Linked DNA regions of Mus musculus: region 1 is linked to region 2. A link is a contact called in ENCODE Hi-C data. All regions are on one chromosome and are shown on one strand. Each heading gives the region's core, a stretch centred on a gene start or an enhancer-like site at or near the end of the contact. The rest is flanking DNA. Distances are from core to core; before and after follow the strand shown.

Region 1 (6,144 bases), core at 2,591-5,090, 290 kb after region 2:
CAAAATATTGATCAACTCTGAAAAGTATTGAAGATGCTCTACTTTTGCAGGATTGACTATTAAGTCGAAATTTAGTTCTTTATGTAAAAAGAAACAGGTACACCCACATTATTAGTATGCAATTTTTCTTTTACTTTTAGCAAATGGTGAAATTATATGTATACCAGTGAATTGTTTTAAGATAAATTTATTTGTGATTTAGTTCAGTAGATGTTTATGTCACACACTTGCTTTATATATTTATATATGCATGGTTGTGTAAAAAAGATTGAGCAAGAAGAGATTGTGAGTTGAAAAATACTCATATTAAGAAGTCTTGTTCTAGAGTAGAGGGAGTAAAGGGTCAAGCAACGTGGGATGTTTCCAAGAGGCATATGAGAAAACAGACAAGGAAGGGAAGAGGAAATGAAAGGAGAAAGAAAGGACGAAGAGAGGGAAGAGGAAGAAAGATCATTGGTAGACAGGGAAAGCTGGCAAAGTGTCAATCAAAATCTCCTCAGGACAGAGGAAAATCTCCTCAGGACAGAGGGAAAATCTCCTCAGGGTTGTCTGTGGGAAGCTGCGTCACATGGTGTGTTTGTGTAGAATGGAAGATGGTTTCCCCTGGTTGCAGCCTCACAAGCCTCTCTCCACAGCCCAATGATGTGTAGAATGAAAGAAGATTATCAATGCAAACTCATGGATTCCTTTTGCTTTTTTGTTTTTGTTTTTAGATTCCAGGAGAGGGTGTGTAGCAATGTGAGTAACTATCTATTAGAATACTTGAAATGGGCCAGTGAACCAAGCAGGAACTGAGGGACAGGTTGAGACAGGGAAGAAATCCTTTAAAGACTGGCCAACCTAGTCCTCTGTTGTGACAAGGAAGAGTGGGGCCCAAGAGGTCTTTACCATGTGCCTAGCACTCAGACTCATGTCCTGTGCTTGATTCTTCCTCCAGAGAGTGTTTCCATGGAAACACTGGAATTTATGTAGATGGTCTTAATCTAACTCCTCAGTGACTTTGTACATGTGGAAAGCAGCCAGATCTCATGGGTGGATCATTAAACTAGAATTCTTTTCTAAGCACGCCAGTACCTTAAAGTGTGACCTTGACTTAAGACAGGCCATCCACCTGTTGAAAGAAATGACCCCAGGGATATGGGCCTGCTGCCTCCATTAAAGGCCGGCTCTTCAAAAACATGCAGAGCTAATCAATCCCTTCTGGTTTCTTCATGCCGAAAGGGACTGTTAGGAGAATTATAAAGATAATATCTACAAAGGACTTTGAGCTCATTCAATAAAAAAATGTGTTTATATGGCCTGAGGCGCTCTGGTAGACAGACTTTATGTATTAATCGTTGTGTCTAGAGGTACACACAGGTGTGGATTCAGAGGCCCAGAGCTAAAATATTTAACTCAGTCCTGTCCTTCAACACCTTTGGAGACATGGGGTGGTGGTGGGGGGGGGGTTCACCATAGTGCAAGACCTTGAGCTGTGTCTGAGTTTATGTGAACCATGTGTACAGGAGCCCTCCAAGGCCAGAAAAGGTGTAAAGCTAATTTGAATGACTGACATGATTCATCTTTCAGTGGAATGACAGTCAGTCAATGTGAGTTTGAGGGGTATTTCTTGCTACCCCAAAGTACTGTGTCATTCATGTGAAGGGCTCTACATTTCATGTTGTATTGTAAGATATAATTTGGGTTCTAACAGCTTCTTCTTGACACCAGTATTTAACCAAGACAAAGTCATCAAAATGATATAAATGTGATAATCACATCTATTTCTTGGAAAAAATTTTTAAAGAAAATGTGATTAAAGCACTATAATAGTGTGCGTGGATATCGAAAATGTGATCAAATCTCCACAATGGGGATGTTCATGGATGCTGAAGGAGGAAAGATCACACCCACATTTCTTATACGATTCAAACATGAGGTCGATATATAAAAGGGATTTCTAATTGAGGAAAGGATAAAAATGGTGGATATTGCAAAGTGTTAACTTTCAATAGAGGTGACAGTGAACAAAGCTGTGGAAGAGAAAAGAACCAAGTATCAGGAAGCCGTAAAAATAATGATTGGAGTCGGACAATAACAGATCAAGAAACTGGAACCTGATGAAAAAACCCACAGGGAGCTATAAAAGAGGCATTTGAAACAGGAAGTGATGTGGGAAGGGAAGATAATTTTAGCCTGCTTACAGGAGGTAGCAGCTGTGGGTGTGAAGAGAACAGATTAATTTTAAATGTGTCCCAGAAGTAAGATTTTTTTTTTTTTAGAGTGTGGGAACAATGATGAGGGGAACCCAGTTGAGAGCTGTACCAAGCAGGAGTCCAAACAGAGTATTGTTTCCATTTTTGGACACTGGGCACACAGAAACTTTGATTAACTAGGTCATTCAAGACACCAGGGCCAAGGAACAATATGCTAATGGTGAGTCTATAGATAGAGTAAGGGTATCTATAGATATAGAGATATTGGCAGCTCTGCTTAGATATCTGCAGGTCTACTATAAGGAAGAAAAGGATAACACCTGCCTGAACATGTTCAGAAGAAAGCAACAGACCAAGACAAGTTAGAGTAAATGTTGCTCAACAGTTATGCATGCCTGGTATCAAAATAGGCGTGGGTAAAGCCATATTCTGCACACATTTGAGTGGATAATGTTTAATAACTGGGCTTATTTGACACTCTTGTACAAATCCCTCTCCAATTAGAGGGGCATGTGACTTGTTGATATGAACTTGAGTCTTTACACATATGATGCTACATTCTCCATCTCTTATTTGAAGGCTACTTATCATCAGTTAACACTACCTACCAAGAGGAAAAGTAACCAGATATACTTGTGACCACCATTTGTCATAATAAATTAACTGGTATGTTAAACATCATCTAAGAGTTTTGATTTTTCTTAATTAGTTATTTATTTTGGGATCATTAGCAAGAGCCTCTGAAGGCCTTTCTTCTTGTTAATTACCCTGTGACATAAATTAAAGTCCAAAGGACCAAGAGATAACTCAGTGGTTAAGAGCACTTACTGCTCTTGCAGAGGACCCAAGTTTGGTTCTTAGTACCCACGTTGGACAGTTCACAATTGCCTGTAACTCATTCCATGGGATCTGACAGCATTTGCTGGACTCTGTGGGCCCAAACACTGACATATACACCCCCTTACATATTCCTAATTAAAAATAAGTTAATGTCTAAGTGGAGACTAATGAGTATTCAAACTGAGGAGCATGGGGAGGGTTTGACAATAGATCTATAAGACAAATAGTTTACCAATAGCGAACAGCATAGTCCCATCTCTTAGATAAAGAGATCTCTTAGGTTATAAAATTATACATATAAAATTAGGTCCAAAGGTCTGTGAAGTGGCTCAATGTGTAAAGGTGCTTGCTGCTGGGCCTGAGAACCCAAGATCTATTCCCAGTACCCACATGGTAGAAGAAGAGAACCAATCACTGAAAATTGCTCTCTGACCTCCATAGACATATTGGGACATGCACAACTCAACACTCACATGGGCACACAAAAAAAGTGAGGAAGGGACTCCATTAAGGATAAGAAATAGATTCATAATGAGTTACAGAGCGTTAGTATCCATGCTAACATCTGTTTGCGACTTATAGAAATATTTGCACTGGTGTTTAGCCTGATTTCCATGACCACTTAGAACAGGAGGACAATTGGGGAGTTATCACTGTCTCCCAGGCTTGAAGATCAAGGAAATTTATACCAGATGCTGGTGAAGGTGGTATATGGAGAAAACTGTTTGAAAGGAGAGCTCACAGCCAACTCCAGAGAGGCAGCAGAAGATGCTCTCCTGCTGGTTTTCACAGTGGCTGAAGTCAACCAGCCAGCTGGCATCCATCTATTTCATTCATTTTTCTGGGGCACAAGGTAGAGCTAAGGAAAATGTGTCTGTAGGGAGCGATGGAAGAAATCCTTAGAGCAGAGTCCTCCCGGAGGCACCATTTGCACTTGGGTAATACCAGGATAAGAAAGATGATTAACAACAGCTCTGTGGCTTAACCCTCTGCTAGCCAGCCTGAGGTCCTATTGTCTAGGATCAGTACCTCCCCTAGGACTTTCCTTGTAGCTTAGTAACTAGCTGTTCTATTTCCCAGTCAATGGTCTATTCAGAGAGAAGACACAGTGACTTCATAGTGAACCAGTAGAAGGAGGATATATGGAAGGGTTTTCTTCTGGTTTCCTTACCTGGGGGCCCGTGAAGCTGATGGAAGGCAGCTGAGAACACTCTCCATGAAGCAGTCACAGTGCTGAAGTAGAGCTTCAAGTCAGTTCCTTGTTCTGTGAGCATCTATGGAGCTAGGGAATGTTTTAAATGGGTAGAGTAAGAAGGCTGCATCATAGGAAAACAGTTCTGGTAAGCTGCCCAAAGACACATCAGAGGGAAAAGCTCTGATTTCCAAAGTTCTGATAACACTTCGAATCTATTTGTTAGCCTTAATAAACATTCTTTTTAACCTAATTTTATACTTGTAATTTCATCATCTTTTCCAAAATGATCAACTCAACAAAACCTTGAAAAGCCATACTTTGCTATGTCTACATGGAATATTACTTATATTCAAATTAGGTCATTAGTCAGTGTAAAGTACAAGAGATGTTAGAAATAAACAGGGGTGTGTGTGTGTGTGTGTGTGTGTGTGTGTGTGTGTGTGTGAGAGAGAGAGAGAGAGAGAGAGAGAGAGAGAGAGAGAGAGAGAGAGAGAGAGAAGGCCTGCGTACACATGCTAACAAGAATGGCAGCTAGCTAACAGCAGTCCATGTGCATAAACCCAGCCCTATACATGGCAGCATGCTGCCTAGCAGTTCACTTCTCTCCCATATTTATGATCCTTGGACATACATGTAATTATGGCATGTAATTATGGGCACATCCATTTAGCCACCTCAGACCTCAACTCTAACCACTTGACGCTGCCAGCTCTCTGCCCAACTGTGACTATAAGGACATCTTCGAAATGTTGCCAGTGAACTCTGGCTCCAATAGGAGCATCTGTTTGAAGATTCTACTTGATAACTATCTTCTGAGTAGTAGATTTCTTCTACCTTTCTCCTGCACATAATCTTAAGAATTGGGACCCATGGCAGTAGGTGCTATTATTGAGACAATACATCTCTTCTTGCAAATTTCCTTTCTCTTCATGCTTTCATGTTGGCAACCTTGCTGTGTGGCTTGTTGATTGTCGTAAGCCTCTGCTGATTGTTCCCTCTGTTCGTTTGTTCCTTGGGAGTTCTGGAGCAGGCTCCTAGAGAACCTCCCTGCTTTAACCTTATCTTCCATTACTTCTTAGAGTAGCTAGAGCGCAGATCTCAAGCCATGCACCTGACACACCACTCCCCTTGTACCAAATTATGACAACCTCACAACCCTATTAAGTAAATCCAAGCCTTGTGTTGAAGATACATCACTGATCTGTTGAAGACTCGCTTGTGTCTGCTTTTGGCCATTGCCGTCCTATTTTTATCTAAAGTTGCAGAATGCATCTATGCTGGTCATCTGTTCAGCTTACTCTATGTCAGTCCCTCAGGACTTGACCTCCTTCAGTTATGGCAACCATATAAAGTAGTTACATTTATCTTTATTTTATGAGGAAATTAACCCTTAGAGACAGAACATTGACCAAGGCTAAACACTGGATGAGGACTCTGTCTTGTCTGTCTGCAACTGGGAAATAAAGAAGGTGATGCTAACACTGGGGACACATCAATTGTAATATCACCTTAATCTAGAGTATGATTGTGGCACACCTTAGGGGTCCTGGGACATGACCTGTTCATCTCCTTCCTCTCCCCACCACCTTCCAGTGTGGATAAACTCCGTTTCAGTTTCTCTCTCCAACAAGGTTCTGTCTACAAACCACATCTGCTCTGAACTTTACTTCCCATGGTGACTCAAGCAAAAGCGAGTAATGAAGACTTAAGAATGCAATGCCCTGTGAAATAGGTATGGCATGCAGGAAAGAGGAAGCGATACATAAGACTGGGTGTAAAAAAATATAAAGATAACAAGTGTTTCCTTTTCAGTTAGCCAGAGTTATCTACTAGAGCTCTATTTTAAGACTTACACATAGGCTAGGAAGATAGTTTAAATGGCAAACTGCCTGTTATGCAAGCCTGGGATCATGA
Region 2 (7,004 bases), core at 2,552-5,051:
ACAGGACCATTACCTGGTACTGGCACTCACTCCCGAGGAATGGATATGGTTTTATGTATATGCATGTCTGTTTGTCCATCATCCAAGTCTAACTCAAGAAATGCCACAGAGGAAGAAGAGAGATAAGGTTCTACCAAAGATGAGAACCAATACATGCTTACTTAAATTGTTTTTTACAAGAAATGTCAGGAGATGGCGCTGACTTGCTTCTCTTTCTGGCACCCCCACCCCCACCCAATCCTTGGTAGAATAGAAAAGTGCAGTCAGGTGAATGGATGCGGAATCCACTCTGCCTCTCGCTTGCAATATCTATGATGCTTCCTGATGCAACGGACCTCTCTTTGGCCACCTATAAAATAAGGGAGAAGAGAAAGGTCGAAAACCAACCTTTGACCTCCAAAGTTCCCTAGAACTTGACAAATTACTGTTACCAACAGCCAGTATTTACTCCCCTATCTGGTTGCCTACATCGTATCTCTGACTTCACAGCCACTTTACGTGGCATCTATATTCCCATTTCTGCAGAAGGGGATTTGGCACTCAGACAGTTCAGGTAGGTTGCATTACCAGAGCCTGGCACAGCAGAGACTGAATCAAATGCTAATAGAGCACCCAGCCTAAGCTTTATAATCCAGCAACGGGGAACGTGTTTGGGGAAGAGATGGGGAGCCTGTGGGGGTTTTTCAGTTTGAGATTCTTCATAGGAAATTCATTTTATAACTTAGTTTGCTCGTTTTCCTTGGATATTTTGCTTCGTTTAGCTCTAAAGTGAGCCGGGGCAACGAAGGGACTCGCGTAGTTAGATTTGATTCAGAAAGAGGCACAGTGGCATTAGTGTACCTTCTGAGATGCCTCCATAAAATAGACCAGAGGATGAAGGCAGATACCTCTTTCAACCAGTCAATCAAGAAGCAGGTATTCCTTTAACAGAGACTCCCTCAGGAATCCCCCTTAAGTGACTGCAGTAGATAGGGGATGTTCCATATAGTGTGTGTTGTCAGTCATCTGCAGATCTCCACATGACCTCCAATATATCTTGAGGGGGTATGAGAGGTTAATCTATTTTTATAATAATGTTTTGCTTTTCAGTAGGCTGATATTTGCACTTGCTATCAAAGAAATGTTGAGCAAAACTATTGATGCTTTACTACGAGCAAAGGAGGCAGTGCCAAATGATATTAAGCTTTACTAAGTCTCAGACCTTCAAGGTACAACTTTTTAGTATGTATGGCAAAGTAGGACATTATATTTGAAGGCATACCTGGGCCTCTCAAGGAATAGCACTTGTTCAGTTGTCTGAGTGACCAAAGTGAGCCTGCCACTGCAGGAAAGCTGGCAAAACCCAAAACAGGGAAACTCTTACTCGCCATCATGAGCTGCACAGCTTCCCAGCATGTGAGAGGTCCATGGAGACATTACCACATGTTGATTTCTTCCATTGTAGATGAACTGTACCAGCATTCAGAGTGTCTGCATAATTCTGTGCACAAACGATTTCCAAATGACTACAAAACCACACGTGGATAATAGTTCCACTCAAAATGCAAGATGCAAAGGGCTGGGGTAAACCCAGTGGCAGAGTTCCTGCCTAGCATGCCCAAGGCCCCTGGTTTGGTCCCTAACCCAACAGGGAAAAGCCATACAAAGCAAGAGGCAGTCAGACTAATGGGTTTGCTGAAACTATATATATACATATATATATATATATATATATATATATATATATATATATATATATATATACACACATATATATGTGTGTGTGTGTGTGTGTGTGTGCATGTGTGTGTGTGTGTGTATGAAGGGTTTGATGTGGTCTCAGGTTCTACAATGCAGTTGGTTCCCAAGGAACCAGCACTTACTGAGTGTGTGGTTTCAAACAATAACTTTGGCAGCCAAAAGACTATCATGATGACTGTTTTCCATTTCTATTCTAAGTGATGTCAGTCTGGATTTTCTTCAAATATCTCAAGCAAAATAATGTTATACAACATATTAAATGCTGGAGCAGCTATGAGGATCCAGCTGTGTTCTCAAAACAGACATTAGAGAGACTTAGAGTGTAACTCAGGTCTAGAGAGGTAGTGTAGGCCTGTAATCCCAGCAGAAGGATCAGGAGTTCAAGGTCATATTATACAGTGAGTTTGAGGCTAGCCTGGGCTACTTGAGACTCTGTCTCAAAACAAACCCTAAAGCCACTTTTCTCACTCTACTTTTTTGCTGGAAGACATTTTTGTTGTTTACAAAGCATGTTCATTCTAACATATAATGGGCATATTATTGGAAGCATGAATAGCTTATCTCAGATCTGAATTTTCATAGAGTGAATAGCTGCAAAACTATAATACACAAATATGGGGGTCCTCAACAAGTTTTAAAAAGCAGAGATCTAGAAGTGTCTCAAAGAGAAAGAGAGCATACCCATTTTTGTACATGTACCTGAACAGTTAAATGTAGCGATAAAGACACAAAAAGCCAATGTGATTAACACTCTAAGGCAGGAAGTAAAAGTGGCGAGTAGTGGTCTCCACCTAAGCTGTCCAGAATGGCAGCCACCAGGGCTTTAGACACTGGAAAGAAATCCACTTACACTGCAGAATCTAGGTGTTCAATAGGAAGGAATACAAAGGATCTTAGGTAGCAATTTAAATGTTTTATTATAATTTAATGTTTTATTATAATTTAAATGAAGTATTATTATTTTGTAGATATTAGGTTACTTGTGCTGATTTCACCCATTTTTTTTTTCCACTTTAAATGTGTCTGGGACTAGGGAGATGGTGCAGTGAGTCAAGCACTTACACTCGGGTAAGAGGACATGAATGTGGATCTCCATGATTCATGTAAAGCCAGCTGTGATGGTGCCATGGCAAGATGGGAGACACGGGAACCCCCAGAAGCTTCCAGGCAGTCCAGGCTGGCTAACTCAGTGTCAACAGGAGACCATGTCTCAAACAGGGTTGGAGGCAGGGGCAACACTGGATATTGTTCTCTGATCTCTACTTGGGATCTATGGCATGCCAGCACTCACACATGCTCTGAACATATGCCTATATCCACACACAAATCGAAAGGGAGGGGGGAGAGACAGAGATTAAGAACATGAGGGGGATCAGAAAATGCAAGGAGTGTGTTCTGTTTCTCCCAGACAGCTGGTCAAGAAGAGTAAAGAAATTCAGCGTAAACAAACAAACAAAAACCTACTGTGGGTTTGGGGGCATTGTTACATCTTCACAAAGTCTAGGATTTCACTGTGTGTGGGGTGGCATGGGGGGGGTACCTGGTGAGAAGATGCAGTGGGGGGAACATCAGGAGTGAAAAATGACAGTGCCCAGACTTGTCTGAGTCACAGCCTCAGCTCCTGAGAGGGAGAAAAGTTTCCTGGGTAGGGTGTGAATGGCTTAGTTGTCACTTGGGAGAGAAGAATCCAGGTGGCACACCTGTGTGATGGCTGGTCATTGATATGATACAGGCTTTTGCCTAGGTATACTACCCTAGACACATGTGTATCCAGTCTGCCCATTGCTTTCCACCAGTCTGATTTATTTTGCTGAACTCTGGTAGAATTTTTTTCCTGTTCAAGGCATTAATATCTAAAGGAATCCGCTGGAAGTCAGTGATCCCTGAGAGATGACTGTCTATCTTAGTCCAGTGGCTATGTCTCTGAGTAACTTTGTTCACCTGCCTGGTCCTCAATGTCTTCAGAAAGTGAAATTTAGAACGGAAAGGAACCGAGGTTCCACCCAGCTCTGTGATTCTAGAACAGACCCATGTCATAAAGAGGGGAGCACACAGACTACAGGTACCAAGACAAGGTGGAAGCTGGCCAGAGAGGGCATACACCGAGAACTTTTACACGAGTTGCCACAAACCTGTGTAAGCCTGTCTTCTCACAAGACAGCAGACCCTGCTGTTGGTTGGTGTGTTGATGCTGGCTCCCTAGAAAGGATGGAGTTATGTCTAGGAAAACAGGAATCCCAGTCCTTCAGTGTGTACCTCTTACTCTACACACCTTGGGACAATTTGCATTTGTAAGAGTGGCTACTAGGGATGGGGCGGTGCTCTGCCAAGGGGGCTTCAGCCTGACTTTGTAAAGCGTTTCTAGAATAGAGTGGATAGGAACTGCCTAAAGTCCCAGGGACTCAAACACTGACGCACAGGAAAGCCTCAAGTGGGTGGAGAAATGCAAATCCCCTAGAGGAATGGCGTCAGCGGCTGTGGACCCTGAAGGCCGATTCTGACTTTGGACTTGTGCAGTGCCACTACCTGGACGGAGAGAGAGAGAGCCAGGTAAGCCAGGCAGCCCGCATCTGCGTGTGGCCTCTCCACAATAGGAAACATCTAGGCAGGATTCTTGGGGCGTCTTTCTACAATTGGTATTAACACGACTGGGGAGGAAGGGATGCCTATAAAAAGAAGGGTCCTACTCATTACACTCAGATCACTCAGAAAAAAAGTCTTCCAAAGACTTAAATGGAGATCTGGCTCCGGATCTTTACTGAAGGAGGGAGAAGTCGAGGCATCTCCGTGAAGCGGAGGGGTGGGTTGGGGGCTGTGCTGCTGCGGAGGTGTGTCAGCTAAGGGCTGGAAGACAGCCCTAATTTTCTTTAGCCAACGGAGGGCTGTGATATCTGACCCGAGATTGGCACATCTGGGTTTCAGGGAAACACCATCCCGCTAGGGTAGCCGGTGATTGTGGCTTTGAGAAGTGTGAGTGATGCTTAAAGTAGGTCGTCCCTTTGCAAAGAGGTCAAAGAGTCAACAGCACTGCTAGCACCCGGGAAATGGGCCTGAATGCAGGAATACCAGGAGGGAGCCGGCAGGCATCCAGGTTTTAGATGGAAAGTACTTGTCCTGAGACAGGACAATGAGCCCCTAGAGAGTGAAAACAAAGACACCCGCTGGAGGTCTGAACACCAAACAACAGCGACAACACCAGAACAAACCACCACCCCCCCCACCCCCAAAAAAAAACCCAACAAAAAACCTCGCTTTAATTTCTTAAAGTTTTAGAAAAGTAATTTTAAAAGGAACTTATCAAATCCACTCTCATTCGCTACCCTCCAGATCTTCTCCTTTTCTCCCTAGGGTATTTATTCCCTCTCAACTTTATGTGCTGGTTTGCTTGTTTGTTTATTTGTTTGGTTGGTTGATTCACGTAGTGATGCCTGCATGTGCATGGATGATGATGTGGGATTGGACGCAGACCCTGAACCATCAATTGCCAATAACTCCTCAGCCAGGGGTGGGACTTCCTGAGCTCCAAACGAGGTCTGAAGGTTTTCCTCTTTAGGGTACGCCAGGGAGAAAAGGGTCCTTCTGCACCTTGCTTCAGCCTTGGTTTGCAAGAGTGACTTATCTGAGTGATTTGACTGTAAGATAATAAAATTACCCTGCATTCAAATAACAAAATAGAAACAACAGAAACAGTGAAAGCGGCGACCCTGTCTTCAGCTCCTGACCTCCTGATGCCACTGGTAGAAGAGAATGCTCCAGTTCTGTTCCCAGACCTGGGAAGTTTGTCAGAGCTGCACGTTGTGGGCAGGATTCTCAATCCCTCTTTGGCGCTTGATTGTTTGTAAAGCCCAAGGTGCTTGCTATTCTCCCACCTATTCAGGGGCCCATCAGGAGGCCCAAATAAGCTTTCTTAAATTATTTACTTTACTAAGCACTCACAACATACCTGCAATGGCCAGCCATGAGGGCTCATAAACATAAAGTCATATACAAGTTCAAGATAGCTTCTCTCCCTATCTACATTTTTCTGAGAGAAGCACAACTTTTATTATTTTATTTATTGATTGACTTATATTTATACATTAGTATAGTTTATAACATTTAGTTATAAAGTTAGCTCAAGGAAAAGGTGTTTGAAAATGTTCCCACTGGCCGGGCGTGGTGGCGCACGTCTTTAATCCCAGCAATCGGGAGGCAGAGGCAGGCGGATTTCTGAGTTCGAGGCCAGCCTGGTCTACAAAGTGAGTTCCAGGACAGCCAGGGTTACAAGGAGAAACCTTGTCTCGAAAACCCAAAAAAAAAAAAAAAAAAAAAAGTTCCCACTGAAATCTGAAGACTCAATTTGTTCTATAAGCAAAGAGAAACGTCATACCTCCAAGATGTATTGAAATATTGGGGTGAAAGTTTTGCCCTTGACTTACTATTACTAATCAAGAAATCTGCATTCCAAAAGAGCAAAGGCAATAACTTAGTAACGTCAGGGGAATTAAGTCATACTGATTTTTCTATGCTAGAACGTACATCTACAGCCTCTGTGCTGGACAGAGTGGGAACATATAGGTTACACTAAAGGAGCACACTGCTCTGTGTTTACATTATAAAAATGGGATAGTTTATTCTACTTTAGTTAATTTGAGGGCTCAATCACTGTTAGATACAAGGTGACGTTGTATCTAAAAAAAGCTCTGCCCAACCGTAGCTCACTAGAGAACAATAAAAATGGATGCTGGCTTAGAAATAATTTTGCACTGGTATGACTCAAACGCGGGAGTGCACGCATGCAGTTCTTCAGGAAGCTGCCACAGAATGGAACTCTAGTCAGGCTAAAGCTCACTGTAGAGTCCCAACAAATATGAAATAAAAAAAAAAAAAACAGGCTGGACCATTTTTATGAAAAAGAAGCTCTGGGGAAGAAATGAATGAATAGGCCTCAGAAGGTACAGTCAGTGTGTTTGTGTGTGTGTGTGTATGTGTGTGTGTGTGTGTGTGTGTGTGTATGTGTGTGTATGTGTGTGTGTAGTGTGTGTGTGTATGTGTGTGTATGTGTGTGTGTGTGTATGTGTGTGTGTGTGTATGTGTGTGTGTGTATGTGTGTGTGTGTGTGTGTGTGTGTGTGTGTGTGTGTGTGTGTACGTGTACTTATTTGCATTCAACCTGCTCAAGGAGGGAGGGATAAGGAAGCATTTTGCTGACAATACAGTTTCTGTGCTAATCCCCGAGTCTATAGGGACAGCTGGGTAGGGTAGGGCATGGGGTGTTTGGGGAGG

What was found. Hi-C counts contacts between places; a loop is a spot of excess contacts on that map.
Region 1: a map of v-Abl transformed pro-B cells shows a loop between it and region 2 (3-fold over the local background). The contact joins the enhancer-like site here to the promoter of Stat4 in region 2. A Hi-C loop is called at or near these places in 1 of 37 maps with a recorded cell type or tissue (v-Abl transformed pro-B cells).

Annotation. Positions count from the first base shown.
Region 1 is chr1:52,292,547-52,298,690 of GRCm38, forward strand. No RefSeq gene overlaps it. Among named protein-coding and RNA genes, the nearest start is that of Gm31955, 10 kb to the right of the region's middle. Within about 2 kb of position 3,841, at least 1 of the 3 ENCODE cell types and tissues checked has a DNase peak (open chromatin) inside an H3K27ac peak, as active enhancers do.
Region 2 is chr1:52,004,439-52,011,442 of GRCm38, forward strand. It overlaps Stat4 (signal transducer and activator of transcription 4), which reads left to right and starts at 3,802. Exons shown (of 24, transcript NM_011487.5): 1 at 3,802-4,290.